Regions from separate parts of the Homo sapiens genome. Here region 1 is linked to region 2. Evidence: chromatin loops called from intact Hi-C (ENCODE). Cell type or tissue: ascending aorta. All regions are shown on one strand. Each heading gives the region's core, and the rest is flanking DNA. Links, peaks and the distances in the headings are about the cores only.

The links. Hi-C counts contacts between places; a loop is a spot of excess contacts. Peaks named below come from ENCODE experiments on the same cell type or tissue, not always from the same donor. Only the 100,000 strongest peaks of a DNase experiment are listed, where the experiment ranks them.
Region 1: a loop joins it to region 2, with 4 times the contacts of the local background. A loop is called at or near these places in 3 of 110 quality-filtered maps.

Annotation. Positions count from the first base shown.
Region 1 is chr16:87,116,956-87,130,831 of GRCh38, reverse strand. LOC105371394 (a long non-coding RNA gene) reads right to left here and starts at 13,183. Exons shown (of 4, transcript XR_007065169.1): 1 at 13,109-13,183; 2 at 11,440-11,653; 3 at 11,241-11,308; 4 at 11,046-11,132. In ascending aorta, for the core only: no CTCF peak of the experiment used is centred there; DNase peaks (open chromatin) are centred at 881, 3,191 and 3,641; H3K4me3 peaks cover 2,383 bases; H3K27ac peaks cover 4,811 bases.
Region 2 is chr16:87,195,325-87,210,514 of GRCh38, reverse strand. No RefSeq gene overlaps it. Among named protein-coding and RNA genes, the nearest start is that of C16orf95, 110 kb to the left of the region's middle. In ascending aorta, for the core only: a CTCF peak has its summit at 7,156 (motif pointing left); DNase peaks (open chromatin) are centred at 2,909, 7,154 and 9,224; H3K27ac peaks cover 3,617 bases.

The DNA.
Region 1 (13,876 bases), core at 1-8,000, 77 kb after region 2:
ATAGTTTTTATGTATGATGGGTGTATCGGGATGTGACCCCATTGTAAGCAGAGGAGAATCTGTATGCTGCCCTGGTCAGTGGTGCCAGGCCTGGGCACTGGACTATTCAGGGTGACTCCATATGTGCAAGTCTTTTTTATTTTTTTCTTTTGAGGTGGAGTCTCACTCTGTTGCCCAGGCTGGAGTGCCGTGGCACAATCTCAGCTCACTGCAACCTCTGCCTCCTGGGTTCAAGTGATTCTCGTGCCTCAGCCTCCTGAGTAGCTGGGATTACAGGTGCATGCCACCACGCCTGGCTATTTTTTGTATTTTTGGTAGAGATGAGGTTTCACCATGTTGGCCAGGCTGGTCTCAATCTCCTGGCCTCATGTGATCCGCCCGCCTCGGCCTCCCAGAGTGCTGGGATGACAGGCGTGAGCCACCAGTCTTGAAGCTGCCCAGGGCACGTGGTCAACAACCTCTTGCAAAAAGTAGAGGTGAAGACTGGGGAGAAGTGAGAACTGAGGCTTACATGGTTCCCACCCTGACTTGAGGCATACCACTTGGATGGCACTACCCACCTACCTCTAGGAAGGCCTGAGCTCCCTGCCTTCAGCGCGGGTCTTTTTCTTTTAAATCGCCGTGGAGCTGGTTCTCTTTCCTTTGCGCTCTGTCTTGTTCTCTGGCTCCGGTTCCTCTCTCCCTCTCCCTCTGGCAGTGTTTCTGATTTGCTCTGCTGGAAAGTAGCAGCAGTGACCAGTGACCCTTACACAAGGCAGGAAGAGGGGAGCTGGGGGGTGCAGGTTCTGATGGGGGTGAGTGGGGAGGACAGGGCGGCCACACACCAGACAGGAAGGAATGCCCCTCCTCAGCCGGGGACTTGCTAGCTTTCCTGCAGGCTGTTACAGGCTATTTTCCCTAAGGGCGTGTGAGTCATACCCAGAGCTCACCTCTAACTCTCCCCTTCTTCCACCCCATGTGCTGCCTCCAGGTCCTGCTCAATTCAGCTGAAGGGCTATTTATCCAGCACCTCCCCTGTGATGTTTTTAGGAGAGTCAGCCAGAACAAATTATAGAATCAAAAATCTGAGTATTGTCAAGGCTCTGGGAACTTGTTGCCAATTTGCTTTGTGTTCTCGTGGGTTGGGTGTGAGGCTGCCGTTTTCATCACAGCTGCACCAGCACCGGATGTTCTGTTTTATCATGTTTTAAGAGATGTGTCTTTGGAGGGCCCTTTGTCTCGCAGGGAATTGTCCTCCAAGTCAGAATCAGGAAGGAGGAGGCCCTGGTCTTGGATGTGGAGGGAAGGCACTTTGGCTGAATGGAAGGAAGTGGAGACGTGGGGAAATAGGAACTTTGATGCTCTGCTGGCTGGAGCATGAACTGGAGCAAACCTTTTGAATCTCAAGCTGGTTCTGATGAGGCCAATGCACAGCTAATGTGGTTGGCACTATAGTGTTCCCAGCTCTACCCCAAAGACACCCACTAATGCCCAGAATCTATGAACATGTTACTCCACGTGGCAGAAGGTGCTTTGCAGATGTGATTAAGTTAAGGAGTTTGAGTTGGGAAGAGTATCCTGGATCATCAGGGTGGTCCCAGTGTCATCACAAGGGTCCTTATGAGAACCGGGCAGGAGACTTTGCATGAAAGGAGAGGGGAGAATAGAAACAGAGGTTGGAATGATGGGGCCACAAGCCAAGACATGTGGGCGGCCTCCAGGAGCTACAGAAGGCAAGAGGACAGCTTCTCTCCTGGGGCCTCTGGAAGGAGCCAGCCCTGCTGACTCCCTGATTTTTGCCCAGCAAGAAATGTCATTTTGGAATTCTGACCTTCAGAATAAATGGGGTGGTACTAAATTTGTGTTGTTTTAAGCCACTAAGTCAGTGATAATTTGTTGCAGCACCAATGGGAAGTTAATATACCCAGCAGCAATTTTGCTCCCTGTGCACATTTACATATATATTTTTAAACAGATGGGATCCCGCTTTGTTTCCCAGGCTGGTGTGCAGTGGCTATTCACAGGCGAGATCATAGTGATGTAGAGCCTCGAACTCCCAGGCTCAAGTGGTCCTCCTGCCTCAGTTTCCCAAGTACCTGGAACTATAGGTGCACCCTTTCCCTGTATACATTTTAAGACGTCCTCCCCATGTTCGTAAGGGGACACGGGTGAGGATGTGGTGCGGTGTGGGAGTGCTGTGTGTGTGACCCCTTGGGGGAGTGGTGAATGGGGAAGGGCCAGGGAGGCAAGTTATGGAACAAGATGCATCTTCACCCAAATTGGAAACTACAGGTCTGATATGCACAGAGCCCCCCAGCAGGACCCACAAGATGCTTAGTGGGAAAACAGGGCAAGAAATGATAAATAAAAAGCCCTCTTTGTTTGGTGAAGCAGGGTGTGGAAGGGGCCCCAGTGGGGTTCTCAGAAGCTGGGTAGACTTGGTCTTCCAATCCAGGTGCTGATTTTCTGGCTGTGTTCCGTTGGTGACAACTCTTTGAGTCCAGTACTTTTCGGTATGAATATTATCCTCAATAAGATGTTTTAAGCAATCCATATGCACAACATAGCACAAGAACACCTTTACATCTGTGGAAACTTGTGAGGCAGGATAAGATACTGCCCGTCAGGGCTGGGAGCAGGGCCAGGGAGAGAGGGGCCTTTGTGAAGCCTCCCCGGGCAAGGGTCTCACATGGTCCAATGACGGCAACGCACCCAGAGTTGAGCGGTGAGAGTTAGTCTGTGCAGCCTCCTGCCCTGAAGCCCCAGAACAGGAAGGAAGGGGTTTCCAGGAGCCCTTGAGAAGCAGAGGCTGGGAGTGCTGTGGGGAGCTTCCATTTGGGTGAAGGAGGCACACATCACCTGGTCTCCTGTTGGTAACATTAGGATTCAGCCGTCAACGCTCAGCTGGCCAGGTGGAGCCCTCGCAGCTGCCCAGTGGTGGGGATGCAGGTGTGATGGGGTGGGGACCTGGCCTGACCTGGTGGTCTGGAGGTCTGACTACGATCACCAGGCTCAGCACTAATGGAGTGGCAAGAAAGGGTCTGGATGCCCTGCTTACAGCATGCTGTGACAGGATGTTTCAAGGCTGGGCTGCACGGCCAGGCTGAAGCAGAGGAGGCCCAGGGCTTCCACCCGCATCCTAGTGAGCCCAGCCCCAGCTGGCCGTGTCCTGATGGCTGTGCCCCTCCCCGGATGGCCAGTGAGCTGGGGCTGGGGCCGCCCGTGCAGCAAGTCCAGGGTCCCCCCAGGCTCTCGCCTTCCCCCTGCCAAGCCCACCTCTGGAGAAGGGAGAGAGAGCCCCCTGCTTGGGAGGTGAGAAGCAAGTTCACTCAAAACGTCAGCCTCAGCAGAGCCTCTGCCTGCCGGCCTTCTAGATAAACACGGTGGTGTTTAAAGAATCCATGGGGAGGCGTTTTGGCCTGAAGGGAGGGAAGGTTCCAGGCCTCACTCTGAGCTGAGCTGGGATCTACCCATTCCCAGTACAAATTAAAGCCGCAGTCCACCATGTCTGAGGACCATTTCCAGGTTCTTCCGGGGGTCTTGCAACGGGAGGCAGCCACTTAGCCAGTCCTTGACCACGACGGAGCGGCCTTTGGGGAGGCTGCTGGGTCCCCTGCCGGAACGTGGGACTTTATGGAAAAATTGAGCCCACGAGCACACGCAGAGGAAATTCCAGGGAGCGAGGCTGACAGGCTTGTCTTGGAAAGCAGCTGGTTACTTTGGCCCCAGCCCAATTCTCCCGCTCTCCTCTCTGCACTGCCCTCCCACTCCCCAACTTTGCTTTTTCTCCCAAAAGAAAAAAATAACGAAACCAGAGAGGCACAACGGAATCAAACAGAAAAATCCCAACTTAAGAGAAAAGCGACAAATCCCCAGGGGCATAAAATCACTAGGGCCTTCACAGGCGCTTGTTTGTTTGCTGGTTAAAGACTGACAGGCCGGCGCAGAGGGCCACCTACAAGGACCAGGGGCAGGCAAGTTAGAAGCTCCCATCTTCTGAGTCCTCACTACCTGCCAGGACTTTCTTTTTTCTTGAGGAGTAGCTCAGCACTCACGTTAAGTGTGGCTCAGTGAGTTATCCCACGTGTCCTGGCATGACCATGCCCAGGTGGCAACACAGCCCACTCCCAGTGCCCTTGGGCTCCCTGCTCCTCCCTCTCAGCCAGTGGCCTCTTGCAGCTAACTTTCATCCTCAGCTTTATATCCACGGACTCTTAACAGCATGATCCATTTCGTGTGGGCTTCTTTCACTTGCGACGTCTGGGTGGTCCCTCTGTATGGCTGGGGGATGGCAGGGGCTTGCTCTTTTCCTTTGCTGGGCAGAATTCCATTCTGTGAACGTGTCCAGGTCACTGTGCCCCTACCGGTTGATGCACATGTGGACTGTTTTCATTTTCTGGGTGCTCTGGATAAAGGTGCTACGAGCTTTCTTATGCAAAGTCTTTTGGTGACTGAGTTTGTTATATGTGTCTCAGCATCAAAACAGTTCCAGGACATGCATCCAATTGTCAACATCCCACCTCATAGACAAGAAAACTGAGGCTCAAAAAGTTTTCATGCCTGGTTCCAAGCCCCAGAGTCGGGAGCAGGGCTGGGATTCAAACCAGATGCATGTGATGGAGACCTGCGCTCTGAGCTCTTGGTAATGTCTGCCCAGGGCACAGCGCTTCAGCGGCAAAGTGGCCAGGTTCTCCAGGGTTTCAAAGTGCAGGAGATATGTCTGGATGGGGGGCCTGGCTCCTCCTCCTCGGCAGAGGGGCAGCTGCCTTATTCCGACGAGGTTTCGAGCCTTCCCTGCTCCCATCCTCTCTGAACCCCACCTAAGCCCCAGCTGTGCCCATATGGCTGGAGGGAGCCCCTGACAGCTGTATTCTATGTCCTGGGGAAAGGCAGGATCTCTCGCCATGGGGGAAAATCCCTGTAAATCCTGTGACAAACAGCTCTAATCTGGTGTTTAATGCAGAGCCTGATGCCGGCTGCAGCGAGGGAGGGCACGCTGGCACTGGGGAACACGACCGTGCCAAGGCTGGAGGTGCATTTGGCCCCTGCAAGGCCATCGCCCTGCTGACCCTAAGCAGGCAGCCAGCAGGGCACGGCCGGAGGCTGCACGGCTTCTCCACTGCACGGCTTGCCGGCCTCGGGGTGCGTGGGGAATGGTGAGATAAGCACGTGAAACCACAGCTCGGCCTTGATGGTTTGTTAGCTGGCCTTAGTGTTTTCAATTGTCCGAAATTGGGACACTCTGTCCCACAGGCACCTTACCTGAATACCTTATCGGAGACCCTGGAGGCCAGATCCGTTTCAGAATTCAGAATCTGTTAGCTTTTAGAACGTTAAATCAGTGCTTATGTTGTATGTCATTAGCAGCCCTGTGGGATCCCGGGCCACACGGGGCAGTGAGACTCACGAAAGTTTCTGTAGCCGCCGCGTGGTGCACACAGCCATGGCTTGCCTCGCCTCAGCACGGGAGGCTTTGCTGACCACGGGCTGCGCTTACTGATGCCACTCAGATGCATGGGACCTCAGCATCCGCAAATTCAACTGCACACGCTCAGCACTGCATGGGTGGCATGGGGGTGAGTGCGGTGTGCGTGTTGTGTATGTGACTGTGTGGAGTGTGTGTTCTGTGTGTGAATGTGTGTTGTATATGCAGTGTGTTGTGTGTATTGTGTCATGTGTGCGAGTGTGTGGTATGTATGTGTGGCATGTTGTGTGTGCTGTGCATATATGTGTGTGTGTTGCATGTGTATGTGATGTGTGTGGTGTGCTTGTGTGTGTGGTGTGTGTCATTGTGGTGTGTGCATTGCATGCGTGTGTGCTGCATGTGTGAGTGTTGTGTATGTGGTCTGTGTTATATGAGTGTGTGTGCTGCGTGCGTGTGTTGTGTATGTGGTGTGTGTGGTATGTATGTTGCATGTGAGAGTATGTGCTGCGTGTGTGTGTGGCATGTGTGTTGCGTATGTGAATGTGTGTTGTATATGTGGTGTGTGTTGCATGAGTTCCTTGTGTGTGTGTTGTGTATGTGGTGTGTGTGGCATGTGTATATGTTTCATGCATGTGTTGTGTGTGTTATGTGTGCGCTGCATGTGTGTGTGTTGTGTGTTGCGCGTGTTGTGTGTATGTGTTGTGTATGTGATGTGTGTTGCACGTGTGTGTTGTGTATGTGGTGTGTGCTGTTTGTGTGGTGTGTGTGTTGTGTATGTGGTGTGTGTGGCATGTATGTTGCATGCACGAGTGTGTTGTGTGTGTTATGTGTGCACTGCATGTGTGCGTGTGTTGTGTGTTGCGCGTGTTGTGTGTATGTGTTGTGTATGTGATGTGTGTTGCACGTGTGTGTTGTGTATGTGGTGTGTGCTGTTTGTGTGGTGTGTGTGTTGTGTATGTGGTGTGTGTGAGTGTGTGTTGTGTATGTGGTGTGTGTGAGTGTGTGTTGTGTATGTGGTGTGTTGTGTGCGTGTGTGTTGTGTATGTGATGTGTGCTGGGTTTGTGGTGTGTGTGTTGTGTATGTGGTGTGTTGCATGTGTGTGTCGTGTATGTGTTGTGTGTTGCGTGAGTGTGTGGTGTGCATGTGAGAAGCTGCTGCTCTCTCAGTGGGTCCTGGTGAGCTCAGCCCGCCTAGTGAGCATCTTTCTCAAGGAGGTGAGAGTCTCACCCCTGGAGAGGTGCATTTTTCTTGCGCCTTTTCTGGCCACTGCTTGTGCTTATGTGAGGAAGGAACGGTCTATCCCCACGTGATAGTGAGAACCAGCTGCTCTGGCTTGCTGGGAAGGTCCCAGGGCTTGGTTTGGGGCGTGATTTAATTGGCTTTCAATGGGTTTTGCCCCATGTGCTGACTAGCGACAGTAGCGATGCTGGTGAAATGAAACATCCCCATGGCATCTCATTCCACCTTCATGACAACTCTGTAAGGTGCATGGAAGTTTGCATCCTGGCTGTCTAACCGACAGGGAACCAGGGGCTTATGGGGCCAAGCAGCCTGAGATCACGCAGCAAGCCTGGCAGGCCTGGCTGGGACTCACACTCGCCAGGCTCTCAGGGCTGCTGCGGACGCTGCGACCTTGTCATTTACCAGTGAGTCACAAACCACTCAGACTTAGGGGATGGGAACAACAACATTCTTTCATTTTCTGCTCGTGAACCGTACTTTGGGCAGGGATCTGCAGGCACAGCTCATCTGTGTCTTGTGTGGTGTTAGCTGCGGGGGCTCCAAGCTTAGAGGTGAGTTGATGGTGGGGTTCTGGAATTTGCTGAAAGTGTGTTTACTCATATGTCTGGTGTTGAGGCTGCTTGTTAACTGGAACCTTCATTAGGGTCTCTCATCTGGAACCTTTGCACGCGGTCTGCCTCGTGGCTGCTTGGGCTTCCTCCCACCATGGAGGCAGAGTTCTAAGCACACAGGGTGGACACTGGTGGCATTTCTATGGTCTAGTGTTGGCAGTCATTTCTGCTGTACCTTACTGGTTGAGACAGTCACAAACTTCCTCTTGAACCTGGGCACGGGTTCCTCACCACTTGACTGGGGGAGCATCAGGGTCACATCCTAAAAACAGCATGCGGCCTGGGATATGTTGTGGTGGCCCTCTTTAGAAAATGCAAATGGCCACCAAAGCTACTGCCTGCCTCAGAAGCGTCCAGTGTCTCTGGGGGATGTTCAGGTCCACTGCAGTCTTCAGAAGCCTCCTGCTGGGACTCAAACCACCGCATGCTGCCTAGGAGCCTCTGTGTGCATCTCAGACCTCCTGGACCCTTTAAGCTGAAGATACTTAGTGGCACTCTTATTGATAATAATCTTTAAAATAATTTAAAATATAATTTATAATATATTTGTTCATTTATAAACATATATATTACACAATTATATTTATCATAAAGCTCCCATATCAATCATATATATCTGTAGAATTTTATATTTTATTTAGGTGACACATTTTATATATGATATTTTTATTAATTTTATGTAATCGTTATATAGAACAAATTATATAATGAATATAAGTATATTTGTATTTATTAAAATGTTTATTTATATGAAAAATTTTACATTAAGTATAACATTTACCACGTTAATTAGTGGTAATATATTGCCTCTAAAGAAGATTAGACATTATAATCATATTGGGGATCTCTGTCTAAGTATTGGTTGTTCAAAAGTAATTTCAGTGAGGACCATGCCTTTTCCAGGAGGAAGGATTTTCTAGGGACACATCTGGGGGTATTTCTGGGGAGTTTTAGTCAGAGCTATAGGTTGTTTTCAGCACAATGGGAAGAGTTACTGGCTGTGAAAAGGGAGCGGTCGGAAGATCTGCTGTCTAAGGCTCCTAGCTAGTGAGTTATCCCACATTAGAATGGTTAATGGGGTGGGGGTTATCCCACGTTAGAATGGTTAAGGCTGGGGAATCCCATAACAAACATAGAAATAAACAAACAAAACTCCACATAGGCTCATGGATTGCCTAAATGCAAATGGACCATTTGGTTTAATTTCTTTAAAAAGTCATGGGCACCCAGAGCTGGAAGGAAGCGTGGAGACCAGGTAATCCTGTGCATCTTAAATTGGGAGGCGCACAGCCCCAAGGGGAGACGGAACGGGCAGGGGGAGCCACAACGTAAACACGCTAAGCTTTGATTTTTCCTAGACGCCAAGTAATCTAAAACATTTCCAATACTCAAACAAACATGGGTATTCTTTGGAGTAAGATGTAAAATCTCCATAAGTTTTTAGGATAAAACAGAAGACTTCAAAGAAATTCCACCCTGGCAGCAGGCTGGCCTAAGCTAAGATCACAGATGCCTGGCTTCAGCCCCTCTGAGGTACCAGTCTGCTCTCTCTGCCCGGGAAGCTGCATGCTTGCTGGGAGGCCCTACCCCAGCTCTCTGCAACACTAGCTTCTTGAGCAAAAAGTGCCGGGAAAAAAGAAAGAAAAAAGATGAAATAGAGGGGCTGTTGCTTGTCTACCTCCACGAGGAGTTAGGGCCACAGCTTCCAATGTTGGGCTGATCTGAACTGAGATGTCCCTTAGGTGTGAGTACATGCTGGATTTTGAAGCTGTAGTATGAAAGAGTGAAAAAATCTCATTTATATTGATTACATAATGAAATGACAATATTGAAGGTACATTGGGCTAAACAAATAAATTCCTTGGTTTCTTCTTACTTTTTGTTTTGTTTTGTTTTGTTTTTTGAGAAGGAGTCTGGCTCTGTTGCCAGGCTGGAGTGCAGTGGCGCGATCTCGGCTCGCTGCAACCTCCGCCTCCCGGGTTCAAGTGATTCTCCTGCCTCAGCCTCCTGAGTAGCTAGGATTACAGGCGCCCGACACCACACCCAGCTGATTTTTGTATTTTTAGTAGAGACAGGGTTTCACCATGTTGGCCAGGATGGTCTCGATCTCTTGACCTTGTGATTTGCCCGCCTCGGCCTCCCAAAGTGCTGGGATTACAGGTGTGAGCCACCCCGCCTGGCCTCTCCTTACATTTTTAACACGTCTACTATAACATTTAAAATTATTTATGTGGCTCACATTGCATTTTTATTGGCTGCTTTGGGCTAGAACATATGGTGTTTCCTAATGTAAAGGATCATGCAACCCTGTCCTTCATATAGCATCCTGGGGGACCAGTGTTTGGCAGAACATGGGGTGGAAACATTGCTTTAGGTAAGAGCTGTCTCTTTATGGACCTCCAGATAAACACTGGGTTTTCTCCCCTCCACCCTTGTCCTGGTCCCTTCGTGCTAGGCATTCCCACCTCCCTTGAAGGTCTCAGACCAGCCCAGCCTCCAACACAGCTCAGAGCCCTTTAGGATCAAGAGCATTCTTTATCCCCCGACGCCCCACCCACCCAGCTCCCAGTGAATCCCTCCTTCTTGAAAGTCTTCCCACACTCACTCTTTCAGTAATTAATGTGATAAATCAATAATTCACTCCCCAACAACCTTAATTCTGTTTTCTTATGTTGTTAAAAATAGCAGTGACCTGGCCCTTTTGTTGTTTCTTTAGGAGGTTGCTCTAAGCCTCTCATTGTGCAGGGGAGGCTGAGAGGGGAGGTGCTTGCTCAGACTTGTGTCTGAAGTTGGCAGGAAGGCCAGACCCTGGTGGGGAAATCAGGACGCCTGGTCGTGCCTCACTTCTCCCAACTCTCAGTTCATTCCATGCGTGGGGCTAGAGAGCCCCAGTTTTTCATTATGGTCCAACACCCTGGGGCAGAAACTGTTGGTTACCAACACCAAAGCCCCGGTCAACACCTTTCTCCAGCTGCAAAGATGGGGTGAGCCAGATACGTGCATTCTCAGGCTTCCTCGCAGCCAGGGTGCCTAGTGACCCTGTTCTGGTCAATAACTCAAGGGGGAGTCAGCAGTGGCTTTCAGGGAAGAACTTTCTTCCTGTATAAAGGAAAGGAAGCCATGTGGGGGCTCATGCAAATAGGTCCTTTTTTGCTATCCCAGCCCTGCTCCACTTCCTGCCATTGAAAATAGTTGAGGTGGCTGGTGGTGCAGTAGCCACCTTGGGACCATGAGGTGATAATCCAGGGGAGAATAGTTGAGAACAGCAGAGCAGAAAGACAGAAAGGACCTGGGTAAGGATGGCACGATTTTGGTGCCAAGCCAACCCCAGAAGCACCTATTTACTGGCTTTTAAAATTCCGATATGACGCTTATGTTTTATCATCTAAGCCATCCTTCATCCTTGCACCGGAATGCCTACTAACTGATAGACACTCCACATTATTGCAGAGAGAAAGAACTCATGCAACAGCCAAAACGTGTAGTATAAATTCATGTTACCACTAAGCCGGAGAGTGACGGTCTCACTGTCCCAAAGCATTGATCGGTCTGACCTAAAAGGTCACAGCAGTTACAGCTTCTTGAGGCCAAGCCCGGGGGCGGTTCACGAGCAGTACCTCACTTAAACATCTCCATGGCTCTGTGAGCCAGCGTCTGTTCCTTCCTCTACTGTGCAGAGGAGAAAACCAAGGCATGGAGAGGGAGAGTAACATGTCCAAGGTCACACGGCTCTGTCATCTCTGAGCTGGAGGAGCCTAAATCTGAGCCCAGACCCTTAACAACTAACCTCTCAGTGCTTCCTGCATGTCTTTCCTTGGAGACAAGGCTGCTGTATACTCCCAGGATACCTGCTCTCCAAGAAATCCCAGCACAACTGTAAAAAATAGGAAAAGAAAAAAGAGGAAACCTCTTTTTCAAGCAACACGGCGGTTCCATTTTTCAAACAAGACACCCGTTCCCCACTCCCAGGCAGGCCGCCTACCATTTATCTGGGGCTGCATCAAAGATGTCCAGTGTTGTAAGTTTTTATTTGCTTCAGGTGGGCAGTTTCTAAATGGACAAATCACGTTTTTGATCGGAAAGTAACACATGAAAGACATAAAAAAGGAAAAAAATGTTCAGTAGGTTTATAGGCTTTCCCTTATGCCAAAAAACAAAGGAGGCAGGACAAGCTGACTAACCTCCAAACATGACAAGTGCTCATCAGAGAAGCTGGGGAGGGTTCCTGAAAAGGAACTTAGTTCTGCTCAAATTTAGCTTGAATGAAATACTGAGTCATTTTCTTGTCTGGGATAAATGTGGGGGAATAAGTCAGTCTTCTGGAGAGACAAGAGATGAATTTGCTCTTCCAGAAATATAACCCAGTCTTGTAAGTATCTTCCACAGTGTGGGTCTCTGTAACAGAACAGAGACATGAAATGGGATCTTTTCAACCATTGTTTCAGCATTTTTTCTCTTATTGGTACAATCAGAGTTCCCAAGAACTACCTCCCCAAATTGTTATTGGTTTTAAATGGAAACACTGATGAATTTAACACTCAAAGAACAAAAGAGTGACCATATATATTTTTTAAGTTTGATTTTTTGGCCTGGCACGGTGGCTCACACCTGTAATCTCAGCACTTTGGGAGGCTGAGGCAGGAGGATCACGCGGTCAGGAGTATGAGACCAGCCAGACCAACATGGTGAAACCCCATCTCTACTAAAAATAAAAAAATTAGCCAGGTGTGGTGGTGTGCGCCTGTAATCCCAGCTACTCGGGAGGCTGAGGCAGGAGAATCACTTGAACCTGGGAGGTGGAGGTTGCAGTGAGCCAAGATCGCACCACTGCACTCCAGCACTCCAGAGCGAGACTCTGTCTCAGGAAAAAAAAAAAAAAGTTTGATTTTTTAAGTTGTACAAGGAATGTAACTTGATTCTGAAATTTAATGGTGGTAATGACAGTAACATTGAGCATTTTAAGTGCTTTGCTGTATGCCAAGAATTTTGAAAAGTGACGTGGGCATTAGCTTACTACGTCCTTGTAAGAATTTTATAAGTTGGTTCCAGTATTATCCCTATTTTACAGATGAAAAAACTAAAGTGTAGGTGCCTTGTTTGAGATCACACAGCCAGCATTGGAAGAATTCGCATTTAATCTTAGGTCTGTCTGATTCCAGAGCTGTGTTCTTTAGACACCCATCTATTTTGAAATGAAGTGTCTTACTTCAGGTCCCCACAAGAGCGGACCCTGAGACAAGGATTTTGATGTAAGGGCTTCATCCGGAAGGGCCCCACAGGAAGTGCTGATAGGAAGCTGGGAACGAGAAGCAGGAAAGGGCCAAAAGCCAGTGCTGGGCATGTCCGTGAGCAGGTTATTATGGGCAACTGGGGCTCAAACCTGCTGGGGGCCGCTGGGGGGATGGCGTAGAAAGTTTTCCACCTGGGGGCTGAGGAAGCTGCGTGGTCGTGGTACTCTCCCACCCCTCCCTCTATTCTTCCTCGGTTGCAGGCTGTCCTGGAGCCCTGACCAGCCCAACAGTCCCCACCTGCCCCTGCGTGCCCTCCCATGCACCTTTGCCAGCAGTTCTGGCAGAGGATTGCATGTGCTCGTGGTAGAGAACTGTCAGCGTGCACAGGACGAGGTGTTCTGAGGAAACACAAGCCAGCGGTATCAGCTGTGTGATGCTACAACAGAAACTGCAGTCCAATTTACCTAGTACGAGGACTCACAATGCAACATTTTGACTTATTTTTGCAGAATTATAAGTACCGAAATAATAACAATTCACTATCACCAGAGTGTGTGTAACTTGGGGATGGCTCAATTTTAGAATGCTTATTTACATAATTGATGGATAATCAGATTACCTCAAGAGATGTTCACATAAACACTCATTCCTGTTAAAACTGGTAAAGAAGAATCCTCAGCAGCAGGAACGAGAAGTCTGTCTTCCAAATCAGGAGTTGTGTTCAGCTGAGCACCGCAGTAGTCACAAAATCAAATCACTTTAGACATCACACACATTCCCATTATTATTTAATATTGCACCTGCCCAAAATAAATGATGAATTTTGAAAATTTATAATGAAAAATGAATTTAGGCCAGACACAGTGGCTCACTCCTGTAATCCCAGCACTTTGGGAGGCTGAGGAGGGCAGATTACATGAGGTCAGGAGTTGAAGACCAGCCTGGCCAATATGGTGAAACTCTGTCTCTACTAAAAATACAAAAATTAGCCAGGCGTGGTGGCCCATGCCTGTAATCCCAGCTACTGAAGAGGCTGAGGTAGGAGAATCGCTTGAGCTCAGGAGGCGGAGGTTGCAGTGATCTGAGATGGTGCCACTGCACTCCAACCTGGGCAACAGAGAGAGACTCCATCTGAAAAAAAAAAAAAAGAAAAAAAAATTTAAATGAAGTTGAGACTCTCATAAACTTAGATCAATCCAAAGAAATCAACTAAGTTACCTTATTCTAATTGTTCTGAGTTCAGAACAAACTAAATATACCCTGAAATAATATTGGTACATACCACCAATAGTTTATAAAAACATACATTAAAATATATTTAAAAGTTTTGTTCAGAATCACAACACAAAATGAGAAGTAGTCAAGAATATAAACTTAACGAGAAATG
Region 2 (15,190 bases), core at 2,741-10,740:
ATCATCATCACCATCACCACCATTATCACCATCACCACCACCACCACCATCACCATCATCCACATCACCATCACTAACATCACCACCATCATCACCATCATCACCATTATCATCACCATCACCACCATCACCATCACCATCATAATCACCATCACCACCATTATCACCATCACCATCATCACCATCATCATCATCACCATCACCATCACCATTATCACCATCACCATTATCACCATCACCATCATCACCAGCATCATCACCACCATCAGCATCACCATTATCACAATCACCACCATTACCATCATCACCATCATTAACATGACCACCATCACCACCATTACCATCATCACCATCATTAACATGGCCACCATCATCACCATCATCACCATTACCATCATCACTATTATCACCATCATCATCACCATCATCACCATTATCATCACCATCACTATCATCACCACCATTACTGATGCCACCATCATTACCATCACCATCACCACCATCACCATTGCCATCACCATTACCACCATCATCACCATCACTATCATCACCACCATCAGCACCATCACCATCACCACCATCATCATCACCATCACTATCATCACCACCATCATCACCATCAGTGACACCACCGTCATCACCATCACCATCATCACCATTGTCATCACCATCACCACCATCATCACCATCACCATGATCATACCGTCATCATCATCACCATCATCACTGTCACCACCATCACCATAATCACTATCATCATCTCCATGATGCAAGTTTTGCATATTTCTGCAAACATACATGTATTTTAATTCTCTGCTCCTTTGCTCAGGTGAACTCTCTTCACCTGGGAGGTGGTAGAAGGAGTGAGTATGAGCTGGGGCTCTGGGATTAGGTTGCCCAGGTTCATGTATGAGGTATTAACTGTAACTCCTGGACAAGTGGTTTAGCTTTCCCAAGACTTGTTCATACAATGGAAATGAAACCAGGCTTGCAGTACAGATATTGACTCACAATTTCTTTATTTTATTTTATTTTATTTTATCTTATTTTATTTTATTATACTTTCAGTTCTGGGGTACATGTGCAGAATGTGCAGGTTTGTTACATAGGCAGACATGTGCCACGGTGGTTTGCTGCACCCATAAACCCATCACCTACATTAGGTATTTCTCCTAATGCTATCCCTCCCCCAAGCCCCAACCCCCCGACAGGCCCCGGTGTGTGATGAGTCCTGCCCCGCGATGTCCATGTGTTCTCATTGTTCAGCTCCCACTTATGAGTGAGAACATGCAGTGCTTCCTTTTCTGTTCTTGTGTTAGTTTGCTGAGAATGATGATTTCCAGCTTCATCCATGTCCCTGCAAAGGACATGAACTCATCCTTTTTTATGGCTGCATAGTAGTCCATGGTATATAAGTGCCACATTTTCTTTATCCAGTCTATCACTGATGGGCATTTGGGTTGGTTCCAAGTCTTTGCTATTGTGAACAGTGCTGCAATAAACATACGTGTGCATATGTCTTTATGGATTTATAATCCTTTGGGTATATACCCAGTAATGGGATTGCTGGGTCAAATGGTATTTCTAGTTCTAGATCCTTGAGGAATCACCACACTGTCTTCCACAATGGTTGAACTAATTTACACTCCCACCAACAGTGTAAAAGCGTTCCTATTTCTCCACATCCTCTCCAGCATCTGTTGTTTCCTGACTTTTTAATGATCACCATTCTAACTGACAAAAAATGTCACATTTCTTTATATCCCTATAACAAAATTCAATCTGCTCTGAGCCTTTCACCTTGACTCACAGTTTCTAAGTCAGGTGTGCACAAATGTGTTTTTCCTTAATGGTAAATAATTAAACTGAACTCTTGAGGTTCCATTTTCACTCAGAGCTGTGAGACCAAATCTTTCTGTTCCAAGGACTTCAGTCATATCTGGTTGAAAATTCTGTGTCTTTTTTGGGTGGGGGTCAGTTTTTTTTCTGCACCCTTTCTCCTTCTCTTTTTGCTGGGGGATGTAAGTTCCTGCAGGGCTTATGCATCCTTCTAGCATGCAGGATGGGACCCCTGGTTTGTGTCTTTCTCTGTCCTTGTTGGTGTTTCCTAAATGTAATTGCTGAGGAGGTATTTTAAAAATTGAGGCGACATTCATATAAGTGTACAAAATTAGCCATTTTAAAGCACTCAATTTGGTGGATTTAGTACATTCACAGTGTCCCCCAGGACTTTGGTGACGCCCTTCCACATCAGGGTGGAGGAAGCAGTTGCTTCTGACTTAAGCGTCACTCTCTTTTCCTGACCTCTTGAGCAGTCACTAATTGGGGGTGGTACCACCCAAGGGCTGTTTGGAAATGCACAGGATGGTTTTGGTTGTCATAGTGACTGGAGGAGCTGCTGCATCTAGGCCCTGAGCCCAGGAGGGCAAACTGTCCTGCCACGAGTGTGGCAGCTCTGCAGGGTCAAGAACCATCTGGTGATGGCAGAGGTGCCTGGTAGAAACAATGTGGAATTTTATCTATAATGTCTGCCCTTTGCAGCAGACATCCACCCCTACCCCCACCACCGCAGGGTTCAACAGTGCCCTGGCCGAGAACTTGCAGTCTTCAGAAACAAAGCAGCCGCAAGACCTCTGGTCAGGCTCACGTTTCCCAGTCCCGTTAGAACTTCTCCTCTGCTGGCTTTTGCTGGCGTTTCTCCTCCATGCTGTTCAGATTCCTCAGGCTGTATAATTATTACCTCATTTGGAGGTTCAGGATCCAATTGTCTGAGCAAGAGAATTATAGTTATGCAACTTCCAGCCAATATGCGAATTTTCTCCAGTTTGCAAGGGGAGGAGCTCTCCCCTTTCCCCAGACATCAGCCAGTGCAGCAGAGTCATTTTACAATCTGCTGGGCCTGACTCCCATGGTTTGGGGGACATTTCTGTTCATCAGCACTGGGTTTAAGGTGAGGGCCGGGGGGCCGGGGAGCTGTGATGCTAATCACTCTCTTCTGCTTACTTTGTTTTGTTTGTTTTAAAAATGACAGGAACATTGACTTTCTTTTTGTTGTACATGTTAACACATGTGTAGATTTGTGCAGCCCTCATCACAGTCAGGACGCAAAGCGGTTTCATCACTCCAAAAACTCCCTCGGGCCATCCCTGTGAAGTTCCACCCTCCCCTCATCACTCACTCTTGGCGCCCACTAATCAGTTCTTCATCACAAGAATTTTGTCTCTTCCAGAATGCCTTATGAATGGAACCCTAAGGGTATGGAACCTTTTGAGCCTCACTTCTTCCACTCAGCGTAAGGCCTCTGATCCAGCCAGGTCATTGTGTGTAATTCACACTGATTCATCCTTCTTCTCTTTCTGAGTAATATTTCATTGTTTGGACGTACGACATTCTGTTTATCCATTCACCAGTTGAAGGACATTTGGGTTCCTTCCAGTGTGGGGTGATTTCGAATAAAGCTGCTACAAACATTTGTGTGCAGGTTTGTGTGTGAACATTTGTCTTTATTTCTCTTGGGTAAATACCTCGGAGCGAGATTGCCGGGTCCTATGGTAGGTATATATTTAACTTTAAAAAAAACTGCCAAACTTTTCTAATGTGGCTGCACCATTTTACACTGTGAGCAGCATATGACTGTTCCTGTTTCTTCCTTTCTTCACTGGCACTTGGCATTGTTGCATTTTTCGTTTTAACTGTTTTAGTGAGTGTGCGATGGGGTGTCATCATGGTCTTAATTTGCAATTCCCTGACGTCTAATGAGGGAGACTTCTTATGTTCTTACTCATCATCCATGTATCTTCCTTGATGAAGCAGCTGTTAAAGTCTCTTGTCCATTTTGAATTGGGTTATTTTTCTTCCTGTTGAGTTTTTAAAAACGTCTTTGCATATAATGGACATATAATGAACTGCACATATTTAGATCATACAGTTTGGTGCTTTGACATATGTAGTCACCTATGAAGCCATCACAGCCGTTCAGACAGTGAACATGCCATCACCTCCAAAGTGTCCTGGTGCCCTTTTGTCTTCTCTCTCACTCTCCCCCCCACCTCCTTCCTGGGCAACTTTTTTTTTTTTTTTTTTTTTTTTTGAGTCAGAGTCTTGCTCTGTCACCCAGGCTAGAGTGCAGCGGTGCAAGCTCGGCTCACTGCAACCTCCGCTTCCCGGGCTCAAGTGATTCTCCTGCCTCAGCCTCCTGAGTAGCTGGGACTACAGGTGCCCGCCACCATGCCTGGCTAATTTTTGTATTTTTAATAGAGACGGGGTTTCACCGTGTTGGCCAGGCTGGTCTTGAACTCTTGAGCTCAGGCAGTCCTCCCGTCTCAGCCTCCCAAAGTGTTGGGATTACAGGTGTGAGCCACTGCACCTGGCCTAAACTTCTTTTCTTTATAAATTACCCAGTCTCACATATTTCTTTCATAGCAATGCAAGAATGGACTAGCACAGTAGTATTCCCTTATTACCCCTTTAGTGTCTGAGGGTCTCATTGAATACTTTCTTGAATTTCTAATACTGATAATATATGCTTCTATTTTTCCTTGCCACTCTTGCTAGAATTTTATTAATTATTTTGAGTCAGCTTTTTGTTTCATTGATTTTTCTCTATTATTTTTCTCTTTTCAATCTCATCGGTTTCTGCTTTTCTTATTGATTTCCTTTGGCTCGACTGGCTGATTTTGCTCTGCTATTTATAATTTCTGCTATTTATAATTTCTGAAGGTGGAAGCTCAGATGATCAGGCTAAGTCCTTTCTTCTTTTCTAATGTAAGCATTTGATGATATAAATTTGTCTGCCAGCACTTGCTTTAGCTGAATTCCACAAATTTTATATCTTGTAGTTTCACCCTCATTCAATTAAAAATATTTTCTAACTTCCCTCCAGAGTTTCTGTTTGACCCATGAATAATTTAGAAGTGTTTTGTTTAGTTTCCAAGGTTTTGGAAATTTTTTTGTTATTTTTCTGTAACTGACTTCTGTTTTAATTTCATTATTATCAGAGACCATACTTTGTATTATTACAACTGTAATTCTCTTAAATTACTTTAATTTTTTTTAATTAGTTGAGGTTTTGTGTTATGAACTAGAAAAACAGCTTTGTAATTTTGTTTGTTTGTTTGTTTGTTTTTTAGAGATAAGGTCTTGCTCTGTTGCCCAGGCTGGAGTGCAGTGGTGCGATCATAGCTCACTGCAGCCTCAATCTCCTGGGCTTAAGCTACCCTCCTGCTTCAGCCCCCTGAGTAGCTGGGACCACAAGCAAGCACTACCACACCTGGCTAACTTTTAAATTTTTTGTAGAGACAGGATCTCACTATATTGCCCAGGCTGGTCTCAAACTCCTGGCCTCAAGTGATCCTCCTGCCTTGGCCTCCTAAAGTACTGAGATTAGGCTGGGTGTGGTAATTCACACCTGTAATCCTGAGGCCCCTATCTCTACAAAACATTTAAAAACTAGCCAAATGTGTTGGTGTGTGCTTGTAGTCCCAGCTACTTGGGAGGCTGAGGCAGGATGATTGCTTCAGCCCAGAGGTCGAGGCTGCAGTGAGCCGAGATTGCGCCACTGCACTCCAGCCTGAGTGACAGAACAAGACCTTATCGCCTTTGTCTCAAAAGAAAAAAAGTATTGGAATTACAGGTGTGGGCTACCATGCCCAGCCTTTGTGAATGTTCTATGTGTACTCAAAGAGAAGGTTTTTCTTTTTCTTCCTTTTTTGCTGTTGTTGGTGTGGTGTAAATGTAAATGACATCCAGTTGCTTGATGGGGCCATTCTGTTCATTTTTATCTTTGCTGACTTCCTATTTGTTCTCTGAATTACCTAGAGAATAAGATTGAAGTCTCCAACTATAATTGATCATTTGTCTGTTTCTTCTTTTGGTCCTATCAATTTTTGCTTCATTATTTTCCTGTTACATTGTTTTTCTTTGGCTGCTTTCAGGATTGTTTCTTGGTCTTTGCTTTCAGCATTTTGACTCTGATGTGTCTAGGCATGGGTTTCTTTGAGTATACCCTTTTATGGGATTCACTGAACTTTTTGAATTTGGAGGTTTTGCTTTTTGACAAATTCGAGACATTTCTTTCCTCTGATGTTTTTCTACCCTGCATTCTCTTTTTTCTCCATCTAGAATTCCTGTGATGTGGACGTCAGGCGTCTGGTACAGGTGCTTCAGTCTCTGTTCATTTGTTTTTTTTCTGGTTTTAAAATTTTGCTTCTTTTTCCCTTTGTTATTCAGGTTGGACGATTTCTATTAATTTATCCTCACATTTAATGACTCATTGCTCTGTTATCTTGATTTTGTTATTGAGCCCATCTGGTGACTTTTAAAATTTTGATTATCATATTGTTTAGTTCTAACAGTTCAGTTTGGTTTTTCTGTATATCTTCTCTTTCTTTACTTACACTTTCTATCTTTCCATTTGCTTTACCAGTGTTTGCTCTTGCTTCTTGGAGTATTTCTATAATAACTGCTTCGAAGACTTTTCTGATACTTCCTTATTATTATTATTATTATTATTATTATTTTATTATTTTATTTTTATTTTTGTTTTTTCGAGACGTAGTCTCACTCTGTTGCCCAGGCTGGAGTGCAGTGGTGTGATCTCGGCTCACTGCAACCTCCGCTTCCTGGGTTCAAACTATTCTTCTGCCTCAGCCTCCCGAGTAGCTGGGATTACAGGTGCCTGCCACCATGTCTGTCTAATTTTTGTATTTCTAGTAGAGACAGAGTTTCACCATATTGGCCAGGCTGGTCTCATACTCCTGACCTCAAGTGATCTGCCCACCTCGGCCTCCCAAAGTGCTGGGATTACAGGCGGGAGCCACCATGCCTGGCTTTTTCTGATCATTGTAACACTGGTGTCATCTTGCTGTTGGGATTTGTTCCTTATCTTTACTTGTACAAGTTAAGATTTTCCTGTATTTTCATATGCTGAGTAATTTTGGTCTGTATCCTGGAATTTTGCATCCTATATTAGGAGGCTCTAGGTCTTGTTTAAATGCCATGGAGGATGCTGATAGTTTGGTTTCAGTGGTCAATCAAGGTGGTTGGATTCAGGCAACAGGTTCCGAGCAGCCTCTGCGAGCTGTGCTCCCAGTGGCCACTCAGTCGTCAAAGCAGGGCAGTGCTCTTCAGAGCTGTCCTGTGCGTGCGCCACCCAGTGGCCAGGCCTGGGCCTGGCGACGGTTTATCCTCGAGTTCCGTTCTCAATGTCTTGGGTCTGCTGTGTAGGGTCAAATGCGTGCCTGTGCAGTTTAAGGGTGAGCCCAGGATTCATGAACAACTTTAAACTGTCTCTTTCCTGATCTCTGCCCTCTCTGCAATCTCCCTGGCATTTTTCAGGCTCCCTGGGGCTTCCTTTTGGGGTTGTGCAGTCAGAAAGCTGAGCTGTCAGTTATTCTGTTTTGCCACATACTTCTCATAACTGTGGCCAAGTCCGGGACTAGGAGGTGGGAGCAGAGAGAGAGAGAGAGAGAGAGAGAGAGAGAGAGAGAGGGGGGGGGGGAGGGGGAGGGGGAGGGGGAGGGGGAGAGAGAGAGAGAGAGAGAGAGAACACACACCTGGGGTCCACTCTGATCTCGTGGAAACACAGATTTTTCTTATCAGAGAGGAAGGTTCTGCCCACTCTGAGTTTCAGGAGCCCATGGGCCATGCAGTAGTCACTGTCATTAGTAAAGCCACGGAATTGTTGGAGAACTGGGGTGCAACAGAACAGAAGAAAATAAAAAGAAAACTGAGATTTGCCTCATTGTCCCCCTTCCCTCTCCTGAAGCGCTCTTTCTCTGACCCTGGCACCTGTGTTCATTTTGAGGTCACTTTGAGTCTAGGCTGGGGATACTGGGGGAAATAATGGGAGACTCAGCTCTAGTTCAGTGAAACTGAATTTTTTTTTCTAGTCTGCCTGCTGGGTCTACAGTTCAGAGTCCTCACACAGCTGCTCCATGCATTCTTGTCGGACATCCCAGCTGCATTCGGTGGAGAAGAGGGTGGAGAGTGTTGACTCCACCTCATCCTCCATCCCAGGCCCTTCTGATGGCTTCTTCACTGTTTTAGTTGGGACAGTTATGGCTGCAGGTGGAAGCCTGCTAAATTCAAAGCTTAAGTAAAACAATGTTAATTTACTCACTTAACTGAACCGGGGAAAACGTAGGAATGGCTGGTTCCAGGGAAGTCTAAATCTGGAAACGCAAATGCTGTCATGTCCTCATCTCCCCCCTCCATCACAGGTGTCCACCTCTCTCTGAATTGTCATTCTGTTCCCTCCGTTGCATTGAGGCTTTCTTCATAAGGTGGGGTGCCTATGGCCAGGGAACACTCTGAGCTCTCATCCTTGCAGCATTTTCCTCATATTTCTCCCAAATTCCAGGATACAAATCAAAATTACTCAGCATACAAAAAAATCCAGGAAAATCTTAACCAACTTACTGCGTAAAAACAAGGAAGGGACAGAGAATGTCTGTCCTGTTCTATGATGGAAAATCCCAGGGCTGACTCTCATTGGACTGGCCTAGATCACATGCCTACCCTTTGGGCCAATCATGTGCTGAGGTGTGTGGGTGCCCCAAGGCTGGAGCTGGGAGGGGCAGTTTCCCCAAAGAAGGAAGCGAGGATAAAACACAGAGTGGAGTGCCTGTTACAATCCATGGTTTTACATGAAACTGAGTGTGCTTGGAGAATAAAAGTCACTAGGGGTATGGCAGTGCCAGCAACAGGGTGTGAGGGAACAGAACACAGGCAGGGGCAGGAGCTTGGAGGTCAGAGGTGGGTGGTAGGGTGGTTCTGATGGGTTTTGAGGGGCCAGGAGCTTTTAAAAGTAGCATGAGAGCCGGGACCGGTGGCTCACGCCTATAATCCCAGCACTTTGGGAGGCCGAGACGGGTGGATCATGAGGTCAGGAGTTTGAGACCAGCCTGGCCAACATGGTGAAACCGCATCTATACCAAAAAAACAAAAATTAGTTGGATGTGGTGACATGAGCCTGTAATCCCAGCTACTTGGGAGGCTGAGACAGAAGAATCATTGCAACCCAGGAGGCAGAGGTTGCAGTGAGCCGAGATGGCAACAGAGCAAGACTTTGTCTCAAAAAAAAAAAAAAAGAGAGTGAAAAAAGAAAAAGAAAAAAAAAAGTAGCATGAGAAATTCATCTGGCCTCACCTCCACAAACAGTTAAGACGGATGCTGTTCTGCTCCCTGGGGACTGACTCATTCCAGAGTGTGGGCTGCCAGTGTGACGTGGCTCAGCCTCATGAGGCTCCTGAAAAATGTACAGGCTTTGGAATCGGAGAGCTCAGGTCCAGCTGGACACTGCTGCTTATGAGCTGTGTGGCTTCAGTCTGCACCTCCTTAAAATGGGTGTAGTCCATAGCAAAGAGACCGAATCAACCTAAATGCCCGTGAATGGTAGACTGGATAAAGGAAATGTGGTACATACACACCATGGAATAGGACACAGCCATAAAAAAAAGAATGAGATCATGTCATTTGCAGCAATATGGGTGGAGCTGGAGGCCACTATCCTAAGCAAATCAATGCGGGAACAGAAAACCAAATACTGCATATTCTCACTTATGAGTAGGGGCTAAACATTGAATGCACATGGACACAAAGAGGGGAACAACCCACCTTCCTCCCATCCCATCTCCCACCCCTCTCCCTGACCCCTGGCAACCACGTATCTGTGTTCTATTTCTAAAATGTTACGTAACACTTTAAATGTTATTAAATGTTTTATGTAACATTTCAAAAATGTTACATAGATGGAATCATAGAGTAACCTTTTGAGATTGTCTTTTTTCATTTATCATAGTTTCCTGGAGGTCCTCCCAAGTTGTCCTGTGTGTCATTAGCTCCTTCTTTTTTCTTTTGTTCCTTTTTCTTGCCCAGTAGCACCCCACAGTGCAGATGAACCACAGTTCATACCTTCACCTGTTGAAGAGCAAGTGGGCTTGTTCTACCTCTCGGCTATTACAAGCAGAGTTGGTATGAACATTTGTTTACAGATTTTGCGTGAACCTCAGTTTGAACTTCTCTGGGGTAAATGCTCAGGAGAGCAAAGATCTGGGGGCAAATGTGATCATTCTCTCCACTTTACAGGTGAGGAGTCTGTGGTTAGGGGAGGTTTCTTGGCTGAGAACACTGCGTGGAGAGGTGACAGGTCAGAGTAGCACTTGTGTGTGTCTGACCCAGCACGTGAACTCTTAGTGGCCACACCTGATGGCCTTCTTCCATGTCTGTCCTAGCCCAGACCCAGCACTGGGGGATGGAGGGGATGTAGAGTGGATGGGACTGCCCCTCAATCACAGATGGCTCTAGTGTCCCCTCCGAGTCTTCCTCTCTGTCTCAGCTCTGGCTGTGGTAAGTGCATCCTCAACACTGCCTTTCTCATTTAAGTTGCAGCTCAGACTTCTCTTTGGCTGATCATTCTGGCTCAAGGACCCCCGCCTGGGCAGTGCGCCCGAGGGCCACAGTTCCAGTCCTGAGCAGGGCTACCCAAGGCCTGTCCTGGCCATTTGCAGATGTGCCTTTTGTGTCTGTTCCCTCATGAGACTGGGAGTTGAGGGCTGGGTCTCCATTCGCTGACGGGTCCCTGAGGCTGAGCACAGTGCCCAATACGTAGTGTGCACTTAGTAAGTATCTTACTACTGACCCGCAGCGTTGTTTAGGAAGATGCGTGTTCATGCTGGGAAGGCTGGGCGGGCTGCTCTGGAGCTCTGAGACTGTTTATTACTGAAAATGAGCCCAAGAAAGAACATTCAATAGTGGGAGTCTGAGGGCGAGACCTAGTGCCTGAGACTCCCTCACGATGCAACCAAAATGGTGTGGGTGTTTTGTTGTTGTTGTTGTTCTGGGTGTTTTTGTTGTTGTTGTGGGTTTTTTTGTTGTTGTGGGTTTTTTTGTTGTTGTGGGTGTTCTTTTGTTGTTCTCGTGGGTGTTTTTTGTTGTTGGTTTTTTATTGTTGTGGGTGTTCTTTTGTTCTTGTGGGTGTTTTTTTTTGTGGGTGTTTTTGTTGTGGGTGTTTTTTGGTGGTTGTGGGTGTTTTGTTGTTATTGTGGGTGTTTTTTTGTTGTGGGTTTTTTTTTGTTGTTGTGGGTTTTTTTGTTGTTGTGGGTGTTTTGTTGTTGTTGTTGTCATTTGGTTTTGAAGCAGGTCTTGCTCTCTTGCTTAGGCTGGCATGCAGTGGTGCAATCACTGCTCACTGCAGCCTTGACGTCCTGGGCTCAAGTGATTCTCCTGCCTCAGCCGCCCAATGGGACTACAGGTGTGAGCCCCCACACCCAGCCTGGGTGGTGCTGTTGTTGTTTTTAGAGACTATCGCTTGTTGAAATTATTAGATACTCTGTGGTGTTTGCGGGTCCCACATGGTCAAATACCCCTGTATTTTATCTCGTCAGTTTCAAGGTGCCCCCTGCACTGCCCCGTGGTCATCTTTGGTCATTTTTATTGCAAGGTTTTGAGAAGTAATTTTCAAGCAGAAATAGCACCCGCTGAACAGTCCATGGGCTTCCCGAGGGGCTGCGATCTGTCAGAGATTGAGCCTGTGATCCAGGCTTTGTCTCCAGGCATCACTGTCACTGCATCTGTTGCCAATGGGCTGGGAGAGGTAAAACCCTGGGGATGCTCTCGTATGGGTCCTGCAGTACAGACGCCGCCAAGCACCCTGACTGGCCAGGAGGAAGCCTGTCTTACTATACCAATGTAATCGGCAAAAGCAAACAGGATGAGGCATTCAGTTGATTGAAAAGCGGTGAGAGTTCATGCTGGCCCGTGGGGCTCAGGCAAGACTCTTCATTTGCAAGTCACACAAACAGCTTCGTTGTTCAGAATGGGCTGGGCTCTGTGGCAGTGAGAAACAGTCCCACGTATCAGGGTCACAGTGCAGCCAATGCTGATTTCTCACAGAGATATAGTCAACTGTGGGCAGATATATATATATCTGTGACTATATCACAGAGATATAGTCAACAAATGCTCACCAGGACAGCTACCGCCTATAAATGTGCTCAGCGTCCAGGTGGCTTTGATCTAGAGGCACCTCCATGTCAGCACGCACTTCCTCTGGGCTGGGCAAGGGAGAGCTAAAGAGCAGAGGTTCCAGCCACAGGATGCTTCTGCCCAGGGGGCACATGTCACTTCCATTCCCATTTGCTTGGCCAGAGCAGGTCATGTGGCCACACTTTACATCCAGGCTCAGGAAGAGGTGGCTCTGGCTGTGGGTTGGCAGTAGTGGCTCCCACCTTCGAGGCTCTCCTGAAGTGCAGAACACAAGGCAGCAGAGAGGCCTGGCTTCAAACCCTGGCTCTGCTTACTGGTTCTTTTTCTTCTTTTTCTTTTCTTTCTTTTCTTTTTTTTTTTTTTTGAGACAGTCTCACTTTGTCTCCCAAGCTGGAGTGCAGTGGCACAATCTTGGGTAACTGCAACCTTTGTCTCCCAGGTTCAGGTGATTCTCATGCCTCAGCCTCTGAAGCAATTGGGATTACAGGCATGTGCCACCACTCCTGGCTACTTTTTATATTTCTAGTAGAGATAGGGTTTCACCATGTTGGTCAGGCTGGTCTCAAACTCCTGGGCTCAAGTGATCTGTCTGCCTTGGCTTTCCAAAGTGCTGGGATTATAGGTGTGAGCCACTGCGCCTGGCCTGCCTACTTGTTCTTGTGAGCTTTGTGCCCTGGTGTGAGCTGTTCACCTTTGTGCTGATTAATTTAATGTCAACTTGACTGGGTGAAAGTATGCCCAGGTAGCTGCTTAAACATGATTTCCAGATGTGTCTGTGAGGGGATTACTGGAAGAGGCCAACATTTGAATTGGTGGACTGAGGAAAGCAGGTGGCCCTCCCCAGTGTAGGTGGGTGCCATTCAATCCGTTGAGGGCCTGAATAGAACAAAAAGGCAGGGGAGAGTGGGGTTTGCTGTCTGCCTGGCTGCTTGAACCAGGACATCCATCTCCTGCCTCAGCACTCCTGGTTCTCAGATCTTCAGATCTGGACTGGAATCTATGCCCTTGGCTGTCCAGCTCTCAGCCTTCCCACCACACCACCTGGACCAACTACAACTGGACCGACTTCCAACTACAGCACCACCACCAGGCTTTCCTGGACCTCCAGCCTGCAGACAGCAGATTGCGGGACTCCCCAGCCTCCATCGTGGCATGAGCCAATCCTTATAATACGTATATACTGCTTCTGTTTCTCTGGAGAACCCTGATGAATGCAAACTCTGCATGCTTTGTTTCATCAGCTATAAAATGGGGACATAAATAGTGTTTCCTCACAGGAGGGCTTTTGCGGGGTCAATTGCATTAATCCATGTGCACCACCCAGGACAGTGCTTGACATCTTGTAAGTGCTCAAGAAATGCACATGGTCAGAATTTCTTCAAGACAGCATAAGGGAAGCAGGGCACTGCCTCAGCTCATGGGAAGGGCAGGTGGGGAGGTGGCTTAGAGGCGCCCAGAGCTGGAGACTGCAGCCCTATCAGGACCCTGTCTCTGTCTTCCCTTTCTGTTTTTGTGTATTGGTTCCCTTCTCTCAGGACAGCTATCCCACAGGAGTTTTTTTTCCCCTAGATCCACATAGAAAAATCCCAGGGAATAACATGATTGGTCTAGCTTGAGTCACATGCTATTCTTTGGCCAATCATAATGGCCAGAGGGTGAACTCCTATGATTGGCAACCCCCCACCACAAGGGAGGAGGGGCCGTTCCACAAAGGAAGGGTTGTGGGTTGGAGGAAGGGGAAGAGAGGGGCTTGGCTGATAAGGAGCCCCCGGACTCAGTGGATTTTGCTCAGCTAATGGTCCACCTCATGCTGGTGGCTCTCTTGGCTCCTCTGTCTTGTTGGCAGGGCTCTGAGGAAGAATGGGGCTCTTCCTGGCTACTCTCCCCTGCCTATGCCTCACAGAGGCAGATATGAATGGCAGCCTCTCTTACAGGCTATAAAGAGGATGGCTGAAGCCAAGCTCACACATTCTAGGTTATTTTTGTGATCATGCAGGAGCCACGAGATCATGTAGAGGCCCAGACATAGTGCTGTGGGGTCTCTCCTTCCACGCCTGGTTGGACTTGGCGTAGACCTGCCCAGCAGGCTTGGGGTCAGGGCAGAGGCTGACTCACTGTGTCCAAGCTCAGGATTCACTGTGTCCAAACTCTTGGAATTCAGGCTGCAGGCCCACACCCTGCACCTGCTGAGCCCGGACGGCTGTCAGGCCCAGCGCCCGGCCTCATGGCTGCAGGTGCGACCTCGCTCTGTGAGGCCAGGTCTGCGAGGGAGCAGGACTGCCGAGGAGGTCTTGGCAGCCTCTGAGCCCCCTGTACCCAGCATGGAGTGTGGAGCTGCATTCCAGGACATGTGAGATGCTCTCTGCAGCAGGAGAGGGGGCAAAACGAGGCTCTAGTAGGAATGGGGTTCAGGACCTGGCCAGTGCTCGGAGTAGCAAGCCCTTGTGGACCCTTCAGCCCTGGAGAGGGGTGCTGGGAAGTGGCCGGGGAGGCCCCTGAGAGAGCACTGAGGGGGACAAGGGGGACAGCCAGCCCCACCCACTCGTGTTCCCCATCCACTTGTCTCTTACAGCTGCAGCATTGGTCCTAGCAGCATGACCGGCAGAAAGGGGGCCTTTGAGAAGTACTTGTTGAACACTAAATTTATTTAGAGCCACCCCAGGATCTGCCATTCCGACCATAGGACCTTAAGCAGGCCACGTTGCCATTCTGAAACCCCATTTTCTCATGGATAAAGTGGAACCACAAGGCTGATCTTTGCAATGTGCTTCAAAGCACATGGTGGGGAAGGTTGTGCTCTGAGTCCCTCACATGCACTGTGCATACCTGGTTGCCTCTGCCCTTTCCATCATCCTAGGGCTGTGGAAAGTCTGCTCAGAATGTCTTCTGAATCCTTTGTTAGTTGGGGGCTTTATAAGCACTCGCAAAACATTATTAAATACACAATACCCTGAAAAAAATTCAGTCTTGCTTTTGCCGGAACCTGTGGGATATGAAACCCACCCGCCCAGAGTGTGTGGTTTTTCCCAGGTCTTTCTATCTGGGTCCTGACTCTCCTCATCTCCAGCTATTCCCTGTTCTGGAGATGCCCCTGAGGCACTGGCATGAATCATCTCTCAGCCTAGCCATGACCACCCTGCTGAAAAGGGGGGTTCAGGGAAGTCAACAGAAGCCATGAGGTCATGAAGGTCTCTCTGTGACAATG